Regions from separate parts of the Homo sapiens genome. Here region 1 is linked to region 2. A link is a contact called in ENCODE Hi-C or POLR2A ChIA-PET data. All regions are on one chromosome and are shown on one strand. Each heading gives the region's core, a stretch centred on a gene start or an enhancer-like site at or near the end of the contact. The rest is flanking DNA. Distances are from core to core; before and after follow the strand shown.

Region 1 (4,090 bases), core at 83-2,582, 280 kb after region 2:
AGTTGTCGGGGGAGTCTGATTTCTGGGTTTAGAGCCCACCATGCTATGCTCTCTCCTGTGTTTAACACCAAGGCCACGCCAGGGCCCACACTAGATGCGGGCTTGATTCCTTTGTGAGCACTGGTCAGGGAGTCAGAAATCTGCACTCTGACCCTGCCTTTGACTCTGACTTCTGATCTGACCTTTGACTCTTGTTTGTCATGATCCTCTTGTCACCATCTGACATGAGGTGGCAGTAAAGGAAAGAAGGAAATAGTGCCCAGGTGGGACAGGCCCTGCTGCTGACTCAGCCGCTCCCTGGACAATCCCTGCCACTTGGAAAGAGTCTGTGATCTGCCACGGTTCTGATGTGTCTGCTGCCACTTCATGGTAAGAGCTATGCCCGATGCATGATTATTTTTACTTGGTCTTATAGATAGGATTTCCCATTTTCTTTCTTTTATTTCACCACCACTCCCAGGGGGCAAAAAAGGAACAATTACATTCTCACTTATTGTGGCAGCATCTTTTGCTTGAAATGACAGATTTGTTTGCTTTTCTAAAAAAAATTCTGGTTGGCCTAAGACTGTCAGATCTGCTGAGCTCATCATTGCTTCTCCTGCGGACTGGCTGATAAAGGGGCCTTCCTAGGAGTAAGAGATGCGAGAGCTCTGCTGTTTCCTTTGAGTTCACTTGTGCTCCCGTTACTAATGTTGCCAACCTACAGATTCTTTGCAACCATATTTTTAAAGCTACATATACATTTTTTCCAAATTAATTTAGTTAACACTGAATAATGAAATCCTTAAATCCACTTATCCGGGTGCACACAAAATATAGTAAGTGGCAACATGCTGAAGATGAATGAGTATGTGAGGGTGGGTGGCCTATCTCACCAACCTCATAACGTGTGGCTTTGACATTTGGAGTACGTGATGGTGCCAGCATCATCGATCTGGATTTTAACTAAAAATATATATACACATACATATGTATGTATGTATGTGTATATGTATGTATGTCTGTGTGTGTATGTATATGTATGTGTGTGTGTATATATATGTGTGTGTGTGTATATATATATACAGGGTGTGTATATATATATATATATATACAGGGTGTGTGTATATATATATATATACAGGGTGTGTATATATGTGTGTGTGTGTGTATATATATACACACACACATACACATATATATATATGCACATACATGCTGACACCCTGTCCCCGGTGCCTGCCTCCTTTGTCTCTGTCCCCATGCCAAGCAGTGTGCTGTCACCCCGCTTCAGTTTTGAGCAGAAGTGCACATGTGGTGCCACCTGTGGGAAGTGTGGTGGGGGTGGCCTTGCAGTCACTTGTCACTGCGTGAGCCACTCCCCTGGCCTCCTCTGCCGCTGTCCTTCCTCCTATGGGGGAAAAGGAGGTGGTTCTCTCACAGAACTGTGGCTAAAGGGTGACAGCCCTCACCAAAGGTGAGACTCATGAGCATCGGGAAGAAAGTAGCAGTGGAGTGTCCGGTTAGTTTTCTCTGCGGACTGGAGCAGCCGGGCATCAGAGCCCTGGGAGCTCGGGCACCACCAGTGGTCAGCGCTGGCCCTGGACGTCCCTAGTTCACTGGGCCGCGTTTCAGCGCCCTCTGCTGGCTCGATGGACTGGCCGCCCTCGCTTGCAGCTCCCCGGTGTTTGCAGCCTGTTTGCAGCCGGTGGCTCCCGGTGCAGGAGGTCAGGGAAGCTGCAGCAGGAAGGGTTGGATATCTGAGGCCACAAACAACTTACATATATGAAGGGAGTGCGTCTGTCCCCTTCCCATGTGGCATGAAGAGCCTCACAGTTGGAATAAAATAGCAAAGCAAGATGTGCAAACATTGTCGACCTTCCCCGTGGCCATTTCTCTATCCCTGGGTAACTCAGACCGCAATTTGTCCTGCTCCCTGCATGTGAGTTTCGCTTCTATGGTATAGGGCTCTTTGAATGTCAATGTTATTGAGGTTTTGATAATTACGCACCTTCAAAAGATGTTCAATGTAATAATGATCATACTCCTCTAAAAAAGCCTCAGATTAAAAGCTTTTGCTGGCTCTTTAGACCGTGGGCCTGCAATTACAGAAAATGAACTGCATTTTAGCCTTCCATTGAAATTAATAACAACGGTTCCCCAGTTGACTCTGTGAATAGTTAATGGAACGAACAGGATACTTCAGTACAATATGGGTTGGAAAGCCATTTGAGTGAGATTCTGGGTTTCAAATGGGAAAATAATTCATGCAATGCAAACCTGTTTCATATGCGCTCTGTAGAGTAGGTGTTTCTCTGGAATAAAAATCTAACTATTTAACAAATGATTAACCATACCTCAGTCATCATGAACTCTCATGAAAACTGAACTCAGGTACGTGAGCTAACACATGGTATCCAGTGCTGCAGAAGACCTGAGAGGACAGAGATGGACCTCCTTATTTGACAATGAAGAAACAGAATTAGCGAGGTGGGGCTTTGGAGGCCAGCAATCCTGACAAAGGAGCTGCCTAGAACTGACCCTTTAACCCTCTGGCAGTGCAGGGTAAGGGAATCTTTGGACTATGGGGAGACTGGGATATGGAGGTTGAGGACAAAAGATTGTGTGGTCCAGAGTGTTCTCTGGCTGGGGTCCCCATTTCAATTTATAAGAATAAAACCTAAAAAGCAATTAAAATTATGTTGAATTCAGCAAAGTTACAGGATACAAAATCAGCACACAAAAACTAGTTGCATTTCTAAACACTAACAATGAACAATCCCAAAAGGAAGTTAAAATAATTTCATTTACAATAGCATTATAAAGAATAAAATATTTAGGAATAAACTTGAACAAAGAGATGAAAGACATGTACACTGAAAACTACAGGATATTGCTGAAGGAACTTAAAAAAGACATAAATAAACGGAAAGACATTTTCTGTTCATAGATTGAAAGACTTCGTATTGTTAAGATTAATACTACCCAAGACAGACTCAGTACAATATCACAATCCCAACCATGTTTTCTGCAGAAATAGAAATATCCATCCTAAAATTCATATGGAATTTAAAGGGGCCCAGAACAAAGCTGAGGGTCTCATTCTTCCTGATTTCAAACTTGCTACATAGCTAGTCATCAAAGCTGTGGTACTGACATGAAGATAGACATATAGACCAATGGAAGAGAATAGGGGGCCAGAAATAAACCCTTGCATATATGGTGAGATGATTTTCAACAAAGGGGCCAAGACCATTCAGTGGGGCAAAGACAGTCTTTTCAACAAATGCTGGGAAAACTGGATGTCCACATGCAAAAGAATGAAGCTGGACCCTTACCTAACACCATAGTTTTTAAAAAGTTAACTCAAAAATCTAAATGTAACAACTAAACTATAAAACTCTTATAGGAAACCAGGCAAAAAGTTTTCTGGCAAAGATTTATTGGATATGACATCGAAAGAACAGGCAACAATGATGAAAAGATAAATTGGATTTCACTAAAATTAACAAATTGTATATCAAAGGACACTCACAGAATGGGAGAAAATATATGCAAATCATATATCTGATAAGAGATTAATATCCAGCATATACAAAGAAGCTCTATAATGCAACAATAACAACAGCAAACAAAAACCCAATGAAAAAAATGGGCAAAGGAGGTGAATAGACATTTCCTTAAAGAGGATATACAGATGGCCAATAAGCACATGATAAGATGCTTAACACCACTAATCATTAGGGAAATGTAAATAAAAACCATGAGATACCACTTCACACCATGAGGATGGCTACCATTAAAAAGAAAACAACAGGCCAGGTGCAGTGGCTCACACCCGTAATCCCAGAACTTTGGGAGGCCGAGGCAAGTGAATCACTTGAGTCAGGAGGTCGAGAATAGCCTGGCCAACATGGTGAAACGCTGTCTCTACCAAAAACACAAAAATTAGGCAGGCATGAGGGCGCGCTCCTATAATCCCAGCTACTTGGGAGGCTGAGGCATGAGGACCCTTGAACCTGGGAGGCGGAGGTTGCAGTGAGTACAGATTGTGCCACTGCACTCCAGCCTGGGCAACAAGAGCAAAACTCCATCAAAACAAAACAAAACA
Region 2 (3,617 bases), core at 570-3,069:
GCATTGGCATTGGGATTACAGGTGGGAGCCACCATGCCTGGCCTTATTTACCTTTTAAAATAGGGACTTTTGAGGACGTTTTTGCTTAAGGAGACTGAAGCTATTAAAAATCTCCAAAGGTCCAGGGCCTTAACTGTTTACAAGGCACTTGCCCATATGGTGACTCATTCATTCATTCAATAAATACTCATCACATTTCTGCTATGTGCCAGTCACTTGCTGATGGGGTGGTATTTGGGGTGAGTCCTTGCAGCTCATCACCACAGACCCAGGGGCCATTGCTTGGCTTCTCCAGAGCTGGCTCTCAAGGCCTGTTGCTGAGGTGGAATGCAGTACCAGGCTCAGAATATTTGTGTCCTGACAGCTACTCTGGTCTGTGTGCCCCGAGGTAAGTTGTTTCCACCTCTCTGCACTAAAGCTCATGTGGAAAACAGAGATCATAATACTAAAGAACTTGCAGGATCAAGGCTCTCCTTCAACCCTTCCCTCCTTCCACGTCCACCATGTGTGCTTCCAGCTCTCCTGAGTTCTCTTGACTGAAACTTGAGGCACTCAGCCTCCTGCAGCCAAGCCCATCTGGATTCCCTCAGAAGAACTTTCACCAGGGAGATTCAGGAAACTGCCTTCCTGCTGGTCGCCGCTTGTCCAGTCAGCGTTTTTCCAGTAACTCTTCAATGAAGGCTGCTCAGGCTAAGGCGTTGTCATGTAGAGATGTTTGCATTTTATGGGGGTCAGGGCTTTCATGGAAAGAGTGGACCTTGTATGAAGGATCCTGGCTCTGCAGCAGGGAAACGAGAGGGAAGTTTCTTGGCAGGGTGAAGGAGACCTTCGCTCAGATCACTGCAGTCAGGAGTTGGTTCTTGAGCCAGGTGTGTACCTGCAGGACCTCTGAGGCCAGTGCGGGGGATTGTGTGCTGCCTCTGAAGGACGCCGCCATGGAGCTGGCTCCCTGACCACTCTCGTTCCCTCACATGGCTCTTCCACACTGCAGCCAGTGAGTCCTTCAAACACAACCTGATGGTGCCAACCCCCTGCTGAGAACTCTGCAGTGAGTTCCATTGCCCTTAAAACAAAAACCACTATGCTCACTCTCATCAGCCAGGCTCAGCACCCCCTCTCCAGCCCTGCGTTTCCAGGAACTGCCCCCGCTCCTCACACTCCGGTTCCTGGGCCTTCTTTCAGTGCCTAGAGCATCCTGTGCTTTCTCACTGCAGGTCCTTTGCATGGGCTGGACTTCCCATCACTTCCTTCCCCACCTTGTCTGTGCCTCCTCAACTCCTCCACACCTGAAGATCTCAAGTCCCCCACAAGCCCTGTTAGGTTTCCTTCTTCTGCTCTCCTCATCTCACTGTGGCTTCTCCTCCAGCGTGTGGTGATTTGCTCAGTCTTTCTCCTTCATATTCTCAGGAGTGTCAGCCTCATAAATCCATAGTTCTGCTCACCATCACCTGATACATGGACAAGTTGGTGCTCAACGAATTAATATTGAATGAGCAATGCTTGCATCAGCAGGGAGGGGAGGTCTGAGTCAGCTGGGATGTTCCAGAAAGGATCAGGGGCTCAGTGGCTTTTTTGTTTTAATGGTAGACTAGAGTTTTATTACTACTCAAATCAGTCTCCCCAAGAATCAGGGATCAGAATATTTAAGGATAATTTGGTAGGTACAGGCTAGTGAGTGGGGAGTGCTGATTGGTCAGGTTGGAGATGAAATCATAGGGAATTGAAGCTTGTCCTCTTGCGCTGAGTCAGTTTCAGAGCCCAGGGGCAGAGGCTGAAACCACAGTGGTCTGTCCAGCAAAAGGTGGAGCCACGGAGGGAACTCAATCACTGCTGGAGATGCTGCCTGAAGGATCTGGGACTGTTCACATTACCTCTGCTTGGCTGAGCCTGGGCCTGCCTAGAGAAGCCAGACCTGCTCACAGCCCCAGAGAGGCAACTGTGTGCTGTCCTTCAATGCTGAAGCAGCCATCACAGTTCCCGTATCTGACAGAGGAGCTGACCCTGTGCGTAGGCTGTCTTTCTGCACGAACAGCAGATCTGAACACGTAATGGGCATATGCGTTTGCTTGGGCTGCCACAGTAGAAGTACCACAGGCTGGATAGTAAACAATAGAAATGTGTTTTCTCACAGTTCTGCAGGCTAGATGTCCAAGATCGAGGGGCTGGTAGCTTTGGTTTCTTCTGCAGCCTCTCTCCTTGCCTTGTAGAGGGCCAACTTCCCGGTGTGTCCCCACAGGGCCTCTCCTCTCTGTGTCTCTTTCTGTCCTAACCTCCTTTTCTCATAGTGATATCAGTCAGTTTGGATTAGGGCCCACCCTAATGGCCTCATTTCAACTTTGTCACCTCTTTAAAAGGTCCTATCTTCAAATACAGTCACATACTTAGGTACTGGGGGTCAGGGCTTCAACATATGAATTTGGGCGGGGGACAGAATTCAGCCCATAACAATAGGTTATGCCAGGATGCATGCCATGATTTGACCCCACATGGAGACATATGATTTGTCTTCACAACAGGAGACATAGAGAATATAAGGCAGACACGACAAACCTTGATTATTTTTTAATGAGACTATGTACAACATTTGCAGCTCCACAACCAAACTTCTACCCCCAAAAGTACCACATGCAGGGCCAGGGAGCATGTCGCCGATCTTACTCCCATCCCTGCTCCCTCATCAGTTCAGGTTACATCTCCCTCCTGGTGCAGAGGTGGAAGCCATCTTCCACCTCTGTGCCTATCCCAGCTTCCTCGGGGCAGGGGGACAGGTAGGTTACCTGTCAGGCAGAAGCCTTTGCATTCTGTTCATTCAGCTCAAACTGCCCCTTCTTGGAAGGGGACTGACATGTGGCTGTGGGAAAGCTGATCTCCTTTTCTGTAAAAGGAAACTTTGGGGCTGGCTTCTCAGACAATGGGCTCTTCAGAGAAGTGGGTTTTTTAGGGAAGGGTTTGCAAAAGGCATCAGGGTTAGTTTGAAGACAAAGGGGAAGTGTCTCTGTAAAGGGGGTGCAGTGGAGCTGTGGAGAGGTGACCCTTAAGGAGCTGGGAGAGGAGCCAGATCCCTATGGTGAGCTGGAGGGTGTGAGAGTTGCAGTGGCATGGTCTGTAAGCCGGAGGCAGAGGGAAGAGAGAGCACGCACTAAGAAAAACAATGCAAAGATTCTGTGCTCTTATTGAATTCATCTTGCTCCAGGTGAGAAGGAGAACATGAACCTAGGCACAGCCGGTGCTTGATGAGTGCCCACTGTGTGCCAGGCCCTGGGGACATGAAGATGAGGAAGACTCTGTCTCCTGCCTTGAGGAGAACCACTTAGCTAGAAGGGACAGATGGGCACACAGAGTGCCGTTCACTGTGGTCAGAGTGCCCAGCAAAGTGCCCAGCGTGGAAACCGTGCCCACGTACTCATGAGTCAAGGAGGAAGTGCTGTCCACAGCAGATGGGGTGGAGGGCCTTAACTCCACCTGGACAGGTCGGGAGGGCTTCCCAGAGGAAGCTGAGGAGGAGGTGGCCAGGCTGGGGGTGGAGGAACAGAGCATCCGGGCAGAGGGAGAGCATTCGGGAAGGCAGGAAGCAGCCAGAGGGCATGGGCACATCCAGGATTGGAACCCTGGCCTCT

What was found. Hi-C counts contacts between places; a loop is a spot of excess contacts on that map. ChIA-PET counts read pairs that join two places held with the same protein, here RNA polymerase II (POLR2A). Pooled maps may share reads with other maps.
Region 1: a loop to region 2 is called in a map of pancreas, with 2.8 times the contacts of the local background. The contact joins two enhancer-like sites. A Hi-C loop is called at or near these places in 107 of 168 maps with a recorded cell type or tissue (A673, B cell, CD14-positive monocyte and 61 more), 37 of 37 single-sample maps with no recorded cell type and 49 of 50 pooled maps. POLR2A ChIA-PET finds 5 or more read pairs at or near these places in 3 of 52 experiments (AG04450, K562 and Panc1).

What each region holds. Positions count from the first base shown.
Region 1 is chr13:27,530,798-27,534,887 of GRCh38, reverse strand. No RefSeq gene overlaps it. Among named protein-coding and RNA genes, the nearest start is that of MTIF3, 82 kb to the right of the region's middle. RefSeq lists enhancers at 880-1,380, 1,381-1,881. Within about 2 kb of position 1,332, at least 2 of the 41 ENCODE cell types and tissues checked have a DNase peak (open chromatin) inside an H3K27ac peak, as active enhancers do.
Region 2 is chr13:27,807,238-27,810,854 of GRCh38, reverse strand. No RefSeq gene overlaps it. Among named protein-coding and RNA genes, the nearest start is that of GSX1, 17 kb to the right of the region's middle. Within about 2 kb of position 1,819, at least 2 of the 41 ENCODE cell types and tissues checked have a DNase peak (open chromatin) inside an H3K27ac peak, as active enhancers do.